2 separate regions of the Mus musculus genome follow, and region 1 is linked to region 2. Evidence: chromatin loops called from intact Hi-C (ENCODE). Cell type or tissue: left cerebral cortex. All regions are shown on one strand.

Region 1 (8,000 bases), 300 kb before region 2:
ATGACACCATTGCATACACTAGCAAGATTTTGCTGAAAAGACCCTGATATAGCTGTCTCTTGTGAGACTATGCCAGGGCCTAGCAAACACAGAAGTGGATGCTCACAGTCAGCTATTGGATGGATCACAGGGCCCCCAATGGAGGAGCTAGAGAAAGTATCCAAGGAGCTAAAGAGATCTGCAACCCTGTAGATGCAACAACATTATGAACTAACCAGTACCCCGGAGCTCTTGACGCTAGCTGCATATGTATCAAAAGATGGCCTAGCCGGCCATCACTGGAAAGAGAGGCCCATTGGACATGCAAACTTTATATGCACCAGTACAGGGGAATGCCAGGGCCAAAAAATGGGAATGGGTGGGTAGGGAAGTAGGGGGGAGGGTATGGGGGACTTTTGGGATAGCATTCTAAATGTAATTGAGGAAAATACGTAATAATAAAAAATATTTAAAAAAAAAGAAAATGGAGTCACTTTGTTAGCACTTAGGCTGTAGGAAAGCTAACTTTAAAGATTTTATATTCCTCTGTGGGCTGTTTGCAATCATGACAATAGCTGGTATTTTTAACAACTGGTTTTTCCTTGAGCAGAGCTAAGGAATTTTCACTTTTTAATTCTCGTGTCAACACTAAGAGGAAAATATTATTATTAGTCTTTTTGTGTGGAAGGAAACTTTGCACCAAAGAGGCTGAAATCTTGCACAGTAGCACTTAACTGCCAATGGGGAAAACCAGCACACACATTATGAACAAAGGTCATAGTGGGAAACTCTAAACTGTCAGGTATAAGGCTCGAGGGGACACTGTGACAGCATGTATCTCTAGGTAAGAGATTTATCTATTTTATCAATACCAGAGATGGGCAGAAAGGCAGCAGTGTAGAAGGCCCAAATGGCAAATGGCAGAGATGGAGCACCTACCTCCTAGGCTTCAGTGGAAGAAGAGAGGGGAGGAATGGCACACTTCCCACTCTTAGTCTGTAGTTACTAGGCTGTTACTAGGAATATCCAGTAAGTATTCTGTCAAATAATGCCATGTGACTAGTATACTTCTCTCCTAGTGACTCTTACTGTGTGTTTCAAAGGCAGAGAAGTCAAGAATCTAGAAAAATAAGTTTCTTTGCTTCTGGGGACCAAATTACTGTGGATTCTGACAAAACTACTGTTGAACCAAAATGTAGGGGCTTCACAAAAGAGCACAGACATGGCCATCCCTCCTGACTTTTGTCTATTAGATAGGAAAAAAAGGGGGGGGGACGGGACATGGTCATTTTCATGACTCTTTCCTGATGGACAAGGGCAGGGTGGATGAGAAGGGTCTTGGCCCAGGCTCTGGTATCAGAAATTTGGATAAAGAGGTTGTCAATGTGTCTTTGAGGGAGGGCTTTGTGTAAAGGAGTTCTCAGTGATGCCAACTTGTTAAGCAGCTGAGAAGATAGGATGTAAAGATCAGTAGAGTTAAGAAATCTCAGGAAGGAAGATAGTCAGGCCATTGTCATAAAGAGGCAGAATATCAGGGGAGTTCAGGTTGGGGCACTGATTTTCCTTGCTGCATCTAGGACTAATCTAGACTGGTTTACATAGCAGCATCCTATAGAAAACGATGGATTCCTCTTTTTCACAGCAGTTATGGGGTCCAGAACTCTGTTGTTTCGAAAAAGGACACCTATGAGCAAATCTGTTTGGGTTTGGAAGGTTGTGACTAACCTACAGTCTCTAAAAGAGCATGAGAAGGCTGTAGGAAATAGAGATTGAGAAAGTGACAACAGCTCTGCTGACACCAAGGGTGGAAGAGCTATCCAGGCCCCCAAAGAGGGGGAGTAGGTTGGGGAATCCCTTAGAGTAAGGTGAGACCAAGGAGCAGAATGAATCAAAATGGGAAGCAGTTGCTGTTTGGTTATTTGGAAAGAGTTCAGGCTCCGGGCTTTGAAAGGCAAGGGTACAGGCATGTAAACACAAGGCCAACTGACCAGATGGACAGAAGTGGACGTTTCAGGAGGAAAACTGAGAAGTTGGGAAATTAAGAAGCTGTGAGGGAGTGTGTTGAGCGGCATCCCAGTGTTCGGGTTTGCTAAAGGAAAGACAGGCAAGGAGAGGAGCAACTTCAGCCAAAGAACAGGTTCAATACAAGAGGAAGAAGAAAGTGGAAGGAAGGTAAATAGATAAGAGAGCAGGGAGCTCACCACTAGCACACAAACTAGAAGAAGTCACAGAAGCAGGAAAGGTTTGGAGAGAAGATGGGTGTTAGAGAACTTCTCTTGTGGCCAGACATTACCAGAGGTCATTGGGTGTGGGTGTGCCAGGAATCTAGAAAAATAAGTAACTTTAGTAATGGGCATGCTAATTATTATGATTTCGGGAAATTCCCACTATTTAACCGAAGTGGAGGTGCTTCCCGATGGTATAATCAAGTCTAACATAATTGATTGGTGTTCTTTCTATGTAGAGCAAACAGCTAAGCTCCAAAATGGCTGAAATCAGGAGAGATAAATTGACTCAAAGACAGTTTATGAACATAAAGATTAGATGTCTTTCTACAAATGACCTCTGAATAATCTATTCTGAAAACTGGTTTCATTCATTACAGTCATTGACAATTACCTCCTGCCACAATGTGAAAATAGGCTTTATAAATGTGTTCTTTACCAGAAACAGTTGGGATTCACTCTCAGTCATGAAGTTACAACTATCCTGTGCCATCCAGCAACTGTGAGCCAATGTAGTAATTGATCAAAGTTGGTTCTAGATTGATAGAAATCAAGGCAGTGTCTGTACCAAAGACCACACACCATTCTTGATCCACCTAAGATTTACAGAGACTAGTAATGGTTGTTTCAGGTAAACTGACAAAAACATAAGAAAGTGATAACACAAGCTATGTTGCAGATGAGTATTACTAATAAAGATATTTGATCCAACTTGCTCTTAGGAGCTCAATTGCATTCTGTACTTTTTTTTTTTTGACTTTTTATCATCTCTTTATTTTAAAAATCCTTCTTCACATTCACCTGATCTGTACATTTCAACCAGATTTCAGCCAGTTTTTTTTTCCATTTTTATTAGGTATTTAGCTCATTTACATTTCCAATGCTATACCAAAAGTCCCCCATATCCACCCACCCCCACTCCCCTGCCCACCCACTCCCCCTTTTTGGCCCTGGTGTTCCCCTGTACTGGGGCATATAAAGTTTGCAAATCCAATGGGCCTCTCTTTCCAGTGATGGCCGACTAGGCCATCTTTTGATATATATGCAGCTAGAGTCAAGAGCTCCGGGGTACTGGTTAGTTCATAATGTTGTTCCACCTATAGGGTTGCAGATCCCTTTAGCTCCTTGGCTACTTTCTCTAGCTCCTCCATTGGGAGCCCTGTGATCCATCCATTAGCTGACTGTGAGCATCCACTTCTGTGTTTGCTAGGCCCCGGCATAGTCTCACAAGAGACAGCTACATCTGGGTCCTTTCAATAAAATCTTGCTAGTGTATGCAATGGTGTCAGCGTTTGGATGCTGATTATGGGGTGGATCCCTGGATATGGCAGTCTCTACATGGTCCATCCTTTCATCTCAGCTCCAAACTTTGTCTCTGTAACTCCTTCCATGGGTGTTTTGTTCCCAAATCTAAGGAGGGGCATAAATCTCTCATTTGTAGTCATTACAGGAGTGATTCTGGAACCTTCCACTAGAGGGCTTCTACTTACATGTTTTGGAGTCACCAAGTAGACAATCCCCCAAAGCTTCTGGGAGCCTTATGTTTTCTAAAGTGATCAAATCCCATTAAAAAACAAATTTCACCACTTACTTCCCTTTAAAATAGTAACAAAATCTATCACAATATTTCCATGGGTTTTTGAATGAAGTTTGTTAAGAAGGTTAGACTATTACCTATAGCAAGTGATTAGAAAGGGTAGTTTGCCCATTTGAGAAACAAATGTATCTGCCTCTCGAGGTTCTGTTAACTCTTCCATGCTATGATTTTGATATAAATGCTGTCTACAGAGTCAATCTTTGAACACCTGGACTCCAGCTGGTGGCACTATTTTAGGAAATGGTGGAAACATGACGTGATGTCTAACTGGAAGAACTGGGTCAATGGAAGAAGGCGTTTGAAGATTATATCTGGCTATGATTCCCCCCCCCCCTTTTTTATTCAAGTACTGTCTGTGATGAGAGTCTCCATACACTCCTGGAGCTACCTTGTTCTTCCCAAGTTCATGGAGTCAAGCAACATGGACCAAACACTACAATGCTGTGAGATTTTTCACTGCCCCATTCAGAATGGCTATCATCAAGAAAACCAAAAAAACCAAAGGTAAGGATTTACATGTTAGGGTGTGCTCAGTTCACAATATCTAAGTGGAATCTGCCTGATGTCCATCAACAGATGAATATATAGTGAAAAGGAATTTTATCTGGTTGTAAGGATAAACAAAATTCACAGGTGATTAGACAGAACTGGGGGGAAAATATACTGAATATGTTAACCTAGGTCCAGCAGACAAATAGTCCATATTTCATTTCATGAATCCAAACTTTGAGTCTTTAAATTTGTGTGTTTAACCTGGAACACCTGAAAAGTTAGGAAACTTCAATAGAGTCCCAAGGTGGGGCATTTAATGATGAAGGCGTTGTAAAACTGGAAGGCAGAAAAAACTGGAGTTGGGAGGGTTTGTTTAAGCAAGTGGCTGGGAGACTAGGTAGTGGGGAGAGGAGAGAAAAGAGAAAAGAAGGGTTAGTGAAAATAAACAACATGTTAAAAAGCCATATAGAAACCTACCTCTCTCTATATATATGGTTTATAGAGTAGTAGGTTATATAATAATGCAGGGCTGGTGATATATACATATATATCAGGGTTGGTGAAGATACTTTCCCAATATACAATTTTAAAGGATTTGAAAGGGAGATACATGACGTGTCATGGCTGGATAACACTGTTCCTAAAAGCTATTGTTTATTTTTAAAAAAATTCTAGAGCTGGGTGTGGGTTGCTTCCTATGAGGTTCTGGTCAGTGAAACTCAGATGTCCCCAAAACAATACAGTCTCGTGCAGTGTAGATAATAGTCTATTGCTGAAACACCACACAACTTGAAGAGAAATTAATTCTAACCAAGCTGGATGCCTCCTCATTGTTGGCTCTCTTTTATAGTGTTGGAAGGGGCTGTGTGAACTGCTGGAGGAGACTGGCATGAATGAGCTAACCCAGATGTGAACGCTACAAACTGCAACACAGCCTGCATGCCAAGATGTGCACACCGGTGCAATACTGGCCATAGTCTGACATATACCAATAAATAGGAATTTCCCCAAGCTAAATGAGAAAAGACTATAAACAGATGATAGTATCAATGTGCCACAGATAAGCTTGATAAAGATTTTAATTCAGCCATCATAAAGAAAATTTTCAGGTAAGTGAAAATGCATACAACAAAAGAAAAAGAATGTCTTGTCAAAATGATAAAGACATTGAGGGGATAAATCAAAGAGTTTGAAACCAAAAAGAAGAGAAAATACAAGAAAACTAATATGAAAATACAATATGTGGCTTAAAATAACAGAGAAAACAGAGGTGTGGGAAGCCGCCCCCACATTCGCCGTTACAAGATGGCGCTGACAGCTGTGTTCTAAGTGGTAAACAAATAATCTGCGCATGTGCCAAGGGTAGTTCTCCACCCCATGTGCTCTGCCTTCCCCGTGACGACAACTCGGCCATGGGCTGCAGCCAATCAGGGAGTGATACGTCCTAGGCGAAGGATAACTCTCCTTAATAGGGACGGGGTTTCGCTTTTGTTTTTGTTTTTGGGGCTTGCACTCTTGCTCCTGAAGATGTAAGCAATAAAGTTTTGCCGCAGAAGATTCTGGTTTGCTGCGTCTTTCCTGGCCGGTCGAGAACGCGTGTAAGACAGAGGGAGGGGGAAACTTTAAGATACAGAGAGAAAATAAAGGAAATTAAAGAGAACCTCAAAGGCACAAGGGATTATATTGACTCTCAAAACAGAGGAAAAGAAAGTGGGGCCTGAAAAAATATTCACAGAATGACAGATGGAATTTTTCTAACGTGTGGCAAACTAGACATAAGACTTGAGAAACCAAATAAACCCCAAACAAGATAAATCTAGAGAGATCCACACCAGGACACATTACAGCCAAATTTTTGAAAGCTAAATACAAAGAAAGCATCTCAGGAGAGAAAAACAAGTCATTATCAGCGTGGGAGAAAGCAATCAGACCTCCTGAGAGGCTTCACCCAGCAGCAGATGGAGGTGGATGCAGGAACGGACAGCCAAACGCCAGCTGAAGCTTGGGGAGTCTTGTGGAAGAGTTGGGATAGAAGGGAGCAAACTGGAAAGTCAAGGACACCACAGGAAGACCTATAGAGTCAACTAACCTGGGATCATTGAGGCTCACAGAGCCTGGGCCACTAACCAAGAAGCATGCAGGAGCTGGACCTAGACCTCGTACATGTGTGGGTCCCCTAACAAGTGGAGTGGGGGCTGTCTCAGTCTCTGTGCCCTGCCATTGGGTCCCCTTCCCTCTACTTGGACTGCCTGATTGGGTCTCAGTGGGAGAAGATGTGTCTAATCCTTCTGGGATTAGATGTCCCAGAGTGGGGTGGTACCCAAGGGAGCCTCTGCTTCTCTGAGAAGGAGAGGGCAATGCGGGTAAGGGTGGGACTGGGAAGAGAGGAGGGAGGGGCTGTGATCAGGACGTAAAGTGAACAAAAGATAAATTATTGAAAGGAACAACAATAAAATAATGCTTAACTAAATGAAAAGTGGGGTAAAAAAAGATTTAATGGGCACAACCAACAAACCACAACAATCTCCTTGCCTCAATATCTTCAACTAAATCTCATACGCAAATCCATCCGCCACATAAGGTGACCTATCCAGTGATTCTAGACATCAGAAAAAAGCATGTGCAAACTTGGTCCCTGCCACACCCAGACCAGGAAACAGCCCATATGCTTATGGAGAGGTCCACAAGTAGTCTTTCATATTCTCAACCAAGTTACCACAATTTGAGATCGTCATCTTAGCACTTGAGTTGCTGTCTCCTTTGTGTAACACAAACACGCATGAGCGCACACACATATGCACACAGGTTTGCCTAGATCAAAATTCTTAATGTGACATACGCATTAGGATATGCATCCTTAAGATGAAATACCACAGGGAGCAGATAGGAGTACATTTCTTTTCTTTACTTTCTTTTTTTGTTGTTGTTGTTTGTTTCTTTTTATTTTTAATTAGGTATTTTCTTCATTTACATTTCAAATGCTATTCCAAAAGTCCCCCATGCCCCCCCACTCCCCTACCCCCCCACTCCCACTTCTTGGCCCTGGCGTTCCCCTGTACTGAGGCATATAAAGTTTGCAAGACCAATGGGCCTCTCTTTCCACTGATGGCTGACTAGGCCATCTTCTGATACATATGCAGCTAGAGACACAAGCTCCGGGGGTACTGGTTAGTTCATAGGGAATCTGCATTCAAAGACCATCAGAGTCTTCACAGACCTCTCCCAACAGCTCAGTTCTGTCATGGCTACAGGATGGTGAAGCCAGGGGAAGAAGGGGAGTTGAGCTGGTTTCCAAGGCACCTCTGTACTTTCTACAGATGTTAGGACCACTGATCAGATTGGGCTAATATTTATGCTTGGACATTTTGAGGACTGGTTAACTGGCTTCTTTAAGACCTCTCAGCCAAAGAAAGGTATAGAGACAGTGGTGAACAGCCGGATAGACCTCAGGACTCAATTGTTGTCTGGGACTAGCTGTTTACTGTGTCGCACTGGTGTTTCACACAAGCTGAGAGACAAGTGGCTGAAATCAGTCGTATTTCCCTAGGATATTATTCCTGCTCAAAATTCAAAGAACTAAGGAGTATTGGGTCAGGATTGTCAGGTAATATATTCCTAACGACCTTAATTAAGCACTTGATCCCTGGTCCAGCATCCTAGTCTGGGAAACAATGCAGTGCTTTTCGTGGCTCTAAATATCAAGACTG
Region 2 (8,000 bases):
ACAAATCAAAAACGAACAAATGAGAATAATACAAAAACAAGAAAATTAGCCAAAGAAAAACCATAATAATAAAAAAAATACATGTAGAGATATACATGTTCACACACACAGGAATTCCATATTTAAAAAAAATACCCACAAAAATGGAAGCCATAATATATACCCAAAGGACCCAGGGCAGAATATTTTTATATTTTTATCTGCTTTGATAAGAGGAGCTCGCATGTCTTTCTAGTGACCCAAATCATTGTGTTGCCTTCTTCAGTTTGCCCTCTAAATTTCAGCTCTCGTCAAACTCAGCAAATGCTTACTGGAGGCCTATTATGCACAGTATTACAAGCAAGGTGGATTTTTAAGTTGCTAATGGTGTAATGAATGCCTTAGGGAATCTTAGAATTTTAAGTAACAATGAGTAGGAATAAAATTTTCTGCTTTCTACATACTACCCAATTCTGTCTTTTAAAAAAAAGATTTTATTTTTAACTGAGTATGTGTGGGTGTACACACATCAGTGAAGGAGTCATTGGAGGCCAAAGGTATCAGATGCCCTGAAGCTGAAGTTAATTGTGAGCTGCTGGATGTGGTAGCTGGGAACTGAGCTTGGATCCTCTGCAGGAGCAGTAGATGTTCTTGACCTCTGGCCCACAGCTGCAATCTCCCTTGGTCCCCTTACTCTGTATCATCCAAACTATTGTTGGAGACATAGAATCATCATATTTCAAGTGCAATTTTCTCTCCTCCCTATGTCTTAACATACCAGTATTCTGGGCATTGTCATAACTTGGATTCTGGTTTGTTTGGGTTTTTTTTTTTTCTAGTAAAATTCTTTTTTTTATTTTAAACAATTTTTATTAAATATTTTCTTCATTTACATTTCAAATGTTATCCCAAAAGTCCCCAATACCCTCTCCCTGCCCTCCTCCCCAACCCACCCTGTACTGGGGCATATCATCTTTGCAAGACCAAGGGCCTCTCCTCCCAATGATGGATGACTAGACCATCTTCTGCTACATATGCAGCTAGAGACATGAGCTCTGAGGGTACTGGTTAGTTCATATTGTTGTTCCACCTATAGGGTTACAGACCCCTTTAGCTCCTTGGGAACTTTCTCTAGCTCCTCCATTGGGGGCCCTGTGTTCCATCCAATAGATGACTGTGAGCATCCACTTCTGTATTTGCCAGACACTGACATAGCCTAACAAGAGACAGCTATATTAGGGTCCTGTCAGCAAAATCTTGCTGACATATGCAATAGTGTCTGCGTTTGGTGGCTGATTATGGGATCGATCCCCGGGTAGGGCAGTCTCTGGATGGTCCTTCCTTCCTTCCTTCCTTCTGTCTCAGCTCCAAACTTTGTCTCTGTAACTCCTTCCATGGGTATTTTGTTCCCCATTCTAAGGAGGAACGAAGTATCCACACTTTGGTCTTTCTTCTTGAGTTTCATGTGTTTTGCAAATTGTATCTTGGGTATTCTAAGTTTCTAGGCTAATATCCACTTATCAGTGAGTGCATATCATGTGTGTTCTTTTGTGATTGGGTTACCTCACTCAGGATGATAACCTCTAGATACATTTGCCTAAGAATTTCATAAATTCATTGTTTTTAATAGCTGAGTAGTACTCCTGTTTTTTTTTTCCCTCCTTTCATTGTTATAGGATTTCTGATTTACTTTCCTTAAGCCTAGCTCTCTTTATATTTGGCTCTTCTGAAACAGAAGTCTTAGAAAAGAAAACCCTGACACATGCAGAGTACCACATTTTCTTGGACAGGCAATGTCCATATCATAACACTTTTATATGCACGATTTCCAGCATCCCTTTCATTTACATAAACAGGGACCTGTGGCTCAGCCCGGCTTAAAATTTAATTCATGATCAAACTTGTAAGCTATCCTAGCTATCTTATTTCTATTGCTATGATAAAACACCTCCACCAAAAACAACTTAGGGATAAAATGGTTTATTTCAACTTACAATTTACAGTGTATCATGAAGGGAAGTCAGGACAGGAATTCAAGGCAGGAACCTAGAAGCTGACCCTGGAGGAACACTACTTACTAGCTTGCTCCTCAAGGCTTGCTCAATTTGCTTTTCTACACAATCCAAAGCCATATTACAAAATATTTTTTATTCATCTAATGTAGTTGTACTCTTGGAGGCTAACTGCTGGATAAACTCACCCTTGCTAGGTCTTTCTGAACTCCAGATGGCTGGTTTAACTCAGCTATTCTGGCTCAAACTCCTCCCTCACCAAGATGACTGATTCAAACTGGCTTCTCTCAGCTTCTCACTGAATTGCTCTGTTTGGCTTCAAACTAACTCTGGCAATTTATTCTAATCTTCTTGATCCTTCTCTGGCTTTACCTGCCTCTGTGGACCTGCACTGAACTGCATAAACTCACGAATGAACTCCAATCCACTTCACCACGCTCACTGCACTGACCCCAACTGACTGAATTTAACTACACTGACTCACTGACCTGCCCTTTCAAACATGCTCCTTCCTTCTGTAAACTAACCTTACTTTTATTGCTTGGGATTAAAGGGGTGTACTCAAGGTGTGTCTATTCCAGCCAGAGTAGCCATGTTGCTGGATTGAAATTCCTCTATATGAGCTGCCTAGAGATAGCACTGTCCACAGAGTTCTATAAACGAGCAGAACCCAACAGGATGTGTGTGTGTGTGTGTGTGTGTGTGTGTGTGTGTGTGTGTGTGTACTTATTAAGTCAGCTTACAAATAGCAAATACAGCTGAATTACAGCTGAGAGGCTGAGAACTCAGTAGTTTCTTCATCCTTGAGTGCCTCTGTAGTCAGAGTAACTCCCCCACCCCCACCCCCACCCCATGGTGCCCATCTCTCACTGGGGAGGCTGGCATAGTTGCTCTGTCCACAAGGCTGGATGCCTCAGCTGTCCTGATCTGGTGAAAAAAAAACCTGAAAGAGAGAGCTGCTGAACCTTAGATCCTGATAGAAAACTAAAAAGAACTGATTCTGGTGTGGAAGGATTCAACCACAGCAGCAGAAGAAAGCAACTTGAGGAAAGGACAAGCCAGAAGAGGTGAATTTCAGCCATGACCGTTTACATCTGGACTGCTAGTAGATGATAACACCTTCAATCAGAGTGGGTCTTCAAAATCAAAATTTATCTATTTATTTATTTATTTATTTATTTATTTATTTATTTAATGCATATGAGTACACCATTGCTCTCTTCAGATATACCAGAAGAGGACATCAGATCCCATTACAGATGGTTGTGAGCCAACATCTCAGGACCTCTGGAAGAGCAGTCAGTACTCTTACCCGCTGAGCCATCTCCCCAGCCCCTTCCAAATCATTTAAGGAAATCCGGAAAGCCTCCCTATTCTGGAGGTTCTAACTTTCACTAGGGTGCCATAAAAACCAACCATAATATCTAGACGCTCAAAGTTCAGCAAATCTGGCTCGGAATCCAGTATGCTTTCTGTGACTACAGAGGTTCTCAAATGGGATGTAGTTTCCTCCTCAGGCAACCTTTGGCAATACCTAGTGACATTTTTGGTTGCAATTAGGTTGCAATTAATGGGTTGTGGTCTTCTAGTGGGCAGAGCCCAGGAATACTGCTATATGATACCACAACAAGGACTTATCCATCCAGCCTAAAAGTTCAAGAACGGGTTGCTGAAAAGCCTAGCGGGACAGAATGCTTTCTGCACTCCCTCTACCCCGTTCTGCTCTTATTTCCATGGATACACAATTAACTACTGCAAAAATAAACAACTCGCAGAAAGCAGCGGAATACATCCACACTTTTCTCACTGCCTTCTTCCATTCAAAATGAACCGATCTTTGTGGCTTTAAAGATAAAGGGAGAGCGAGTGCAGGAGCTGAGGAACTCAGTAGGCAGAAAGGAAATTCACACTAATTGCAATGCTTACAATACAAACTTGGGGTTTGGGGCGGGGGGGGGGGGAGTAGCTGCATTAGATAACTGCTGTGTCAAAAGCGCTTGCGCTGCAAGCTTGGGGACTTGAGTTCGAATCACAGGCATCCAAGTTAAAAGTGCTGGCAGAAGCAGATATGACTCTCTTTCCGGACAGTTCACTCTGGATAACTGCCAGGATCCCAGAACAACAGATTGGGACCCGTGGCCATCCTCCCGCCGGCTGCTGGCACTTTCGGTAAGCAGGAGTGCCTGGGGGCGTGGGCGGGGCGGGGCCTAGGAGCACAGGTCCCTGTGTTGTGACGTCATAATCTGCAGCCGCGGAGCTCGCCCTTAGCAACCGCCCTGGCGACTGTCGCTGTGACCCTTTGCGCCCCCGCGGTCCTGGTCTTTTCCTTTTCACCTCCGCTGCGGGGGAGCTCGGCTTCATCCCAGTAAGAACCAAGGGGATACAACCGCGGAGGCCGCAGGAGGACTAAGCATGGATGGCAGCCGGAGAGGTAAGGGACTGCGCGGGTCCAGGCTGCCCATGGCCTTTAAGGTTGCCTGCCACCTCCTTCAGTGTCGCAGGGTAATGGCTGGAACTAGAAACGCCCTGAGCTCAGGGAGGCCCCGCATGCCCGGCTCTTTGATTTACTGCCTGACATCCATCCCCTGATCCTGGGACCCTGCAGCCTGTATCACTTGGGTATCTTCTAGGCGGAATACTAGCCTGGTCTTTGAAATCTAACCTGAGCCCCAGATCAGGCCGGCTGCTTTCACAGAAACGGCGCTCAGTTTGCTCATCTTGAAGGTAGTGGGTAAATACCCATGCCACGGAGTTCTTGGGGGTTAAGTGCAGATAATATACAGCAAGCTCCTGGTGCATTTTAAGTACATGAAATCTTCCACTCCCTCCCTCCTTCTCTCCCTCCCTCCAGAACTGACTCACCCAGAGCTGGTTATAATTCAGTGGCTCCAAGGTAGGAGCTGGGATACTGCATTTGTAATAAACTTCCAATGTGGCTGGTCATTGGACTGAATGTTTAATAGCAAAAGACTACCTTTGAATCGACCTGCTAATGATTAATTAAGCCTTGCTTTCATCTTGCATGCACCTTTATTCTACAATAATTTCATCAAAATAAGTGTTCTGCTTAGCATACAAGGTTGGGGGGGGGGGAGGATATTCAGACACCATCCCAACCTAAGCTCTAGAGGAAAACACACCAAATGCTGTTATGGTCTTCAGAAATGGTTACAAAATAAACTTTAAACCTTTGCAGTGTTCCACCCGTAACCCAACACTTGTTTACACACAAATCCTGTTAAATGGGTATTATTCATATTTTGAAATGAATAAAACAAAAGATTATAAATAATTCCCCTAGTGTCATGGTTGGTCACAGAACAAGCCCCAGACTAAGAAGCTAAAACCCTCAAGTTCTTTTACTTACATTTGTTTAGTAATAGACTTAGTGAGGTTTTAGTGTTTATTTTTAAATGAGGTGACAAATGTAAATGGGTTTATACTTTTAGGTGGCTTCAGTTTTAGCCCATAACATATATCAATAACATCGTTCCTGGTATAAATGTTATATTCAATAAGTATCTGGGCTAGTTTTTATATACTAAATTATAAGTAACCATTCATTTAGTTGAAACCTCAATGCTTAATTTTAGTTTAAAGTAACCGTCTTAGATTCTATTAGTTCCCTCAGCTACTTCAGAATATTAGATACTAAAGATACCCAAGGGGGAAAACGTTCCTCCCTTCCTCACAGTAAGCAAATGCTTTTGTGAGGTCAGCCTTCAAGAGTGTGATACGGCAGAAAGCCATCAGCTTGAAGAACAACTGGTCTTGTATCTAGTCTCTGATAGCAACTAGTGAGGTCTTGTATCTAGTCTCTGATAGCAACGAATGAGGCGTCCTGACAGTTACTTTACGTTGCCAAGCCTTAGTTGTTGAAAAATGGGGAGCTAGGCTTGATCACCTTTAAGGCTCTATTTCCAGTGTCTGACGGGAGGAAGGAGAAAGGGGAAAAAATGAGACTATTGGTCCACCATTCATTGTATATCAGCAACCTGTGCTGGAAAAACAGGAGGAGACAACCTGTTGGGACAGCCAACTGAGAAGAGCTTGGGAAAGGTTTTTTAATCTGTCATTCCCTTGGAAATACCTTTAAAAGTGACCTATTCCTAAAATTGCAGAAATGTTGGGAAAGTACTGAAACACCATTTTTTTTTCCTCAGTGAAGTTTCTTCTGATTGCTAATAAAATCAAATTCTCTAGGAAACTGAGCTGAAGAATTTGACTGTCCCACCAACACCACATCCATCTCATGCAGCAATTTTTAGTCTTAATTTAGACAAGACTGCTCTTTTTCTGGGCATTTAGCTTAAGACTGCTTTCAGATCATTCTGGGTCCAGTCAAGATATAGAACCTGTGCCTAAGTTATTTAAATGAGTAGAAAGGATTGTTAAACAGTCATAAAAGTAGCTATAAGTAGTAATTACTACAGTATTACCTAACACTTGCATTGGCAAAAAAAAAAAAAAAAAAGTCATATCAAGAAACAGAAAAAATGTCCGCATTGGAAGAAGCGATGCCTGAGAGAGGGCCCAGGTAAAATGACTTGTCTAGGCCTCCCTGCAGCCCTGTGAGTTTTAAACATGACATTTATCTGTTAGGAATGTTAGAAACCAGTGAGTGCATATCTTAATGTAAATAAATGAAGAAGAAACAACCAAAAAAGCTGCCTGAGGATTATAGTATTCATGTTCTATATACTAGTTATAATAACACTGAAACTCTGCTCCTTTTTAAATATCATTACCGGACATACAATTAAATTGTGGAGAAAAATTATTTTGTGATGGTGTCTATGTAATTTTCTAATCCCATGAAGTCTGAAAGATCCGACACTATTTTTACATTATTGGAATTCTCTTTAAATATAGTGTGTTTAGTTGGGTACATTGGTGTGTGCCTGTGATTCCAATTGCTTGGATGGCTGAGGCAGGATCACTTGAGTCCAGGAATTCAAGACCAGCTTTAGCCTGGGCCGTATAGTAAGACCTAATCTCAAAAGAAAATAATATAATAAATATAACTCAAAATATATATTATCTCAAAACAAAAATCCAATGTGTCAGTAGTGAACAAAATGAAATCATTATATATAAAGTGACATAAATGACCTATTGATCACTTCAGTAAAAATAAAGTCTCAAAGTAAACCATCCTGAAAATAACTTAGTTTGAAAACAATTCAGTGGAGAGCACTTGTCAGGCACAGACCTCCAATACAGACAGTGCTTCACATAAAATAGCTTGTTTTCTTAAAAAAAAAAAAAAAGGGGGTGTGCACCCATGTGTCGGTTGGGAGCTAAGGTCAAGTGTCTCCCTGGTGTTCTCCGCCTGTATCTTAAGACAAGGCCTCCCACTATTTTATGCCTGTTCTGTGATGAACTATCTCAATGGGTATTCCCCAACAGTGGGAGCTCAAAGGTCTAGATGCGGCCTAGGCACTCCCTCACTGAGACTCTTCACAGGTAATTTTAGGTTGTGTCAAGTTACAACTAAAACTGGCAGTGCCTTTTGAAGCTCATTGGTTCAGCTACAGTAGTTTGTCACAGAGTGTCAGGGACCTATCTGTGCCCACCCTATCCCCTCCAAAGCTGGAGTTAAAAGCATGTGCTGCCAGGCCTGGCTTTTTATGTGGATTCCAAACTCAGGTCTTTCCTTGGTGTGTATGTGACAGCCACTTTATCACCTGAGCCATCCTCCCAACCCTTATTTCCTTAAAAAAAAAAAAATGTTCAATCTGTGGTCATAGGATTTTTCCTATTAGATAAATTTTTGTTGGTAGTAACATAACAATGATTTCTTTTGAGACAGGGTGCTATTATTTAGCCCTGGCTGGATTTGAACTTTTTATATAGACCAGTCTAGCCTGGAATTCAAAGATCTACCTGCCTCTGCCTCTGAACTGCTGGGATTATAGGTATGCACCACCATGCCTAGCTGAATAAAAGTTTCAGCAACTTTATTTAAAAATAAATGTGTTCTTTTTAAAATTCTATATTGTTTTTTAT

The links. Peaks named below come from ENCODE experiments on the same cell type or tissue, not always from the same donor. Only the 100,000 strongest peaks of a DNase experiment are listed, where the experiment ranks them.
Region 1: a loop joins it to region 2, with 2.6 times the contacts of the local background. A loop is called at or near these places in 10 of 42 quality-filtered maps.

Annotation. Positions count from the first base shown.
Region 1 is chr12:98,320,677-98,328,676 of GRCm38, forward strand. No RefSeq gene overlaps it. Among named protein-coding and RNA genes, the nearest start is that of Gpr65, 56 kb to the left of the region's middle. In left cerebral cortex, a CTCF peak has its summit at 3,678 (motif pointing right); DNase peaks (open chromatin) are centred at 3,681 and 4,001.
Region 2 is chr12:98,623,913-98,631,912 of GRCm38, forward strand. It overlaps Spata7 (spermatogenesis associated 7), which reads left to right and starts at 4,230. Exons shown (of 11, transcript NM_001289572.1): 1 at 4,230-4,422. The coding sequence starts at 4,404. In left cerebral cortex, no CTCF peak of the experiment used is centred here; DNase peaks (open chromatin) are centred at 4,212 and 4,778; H3K4me3 peaks cover 2,097 bases; H3K27ac peaks cover 1,244 bases.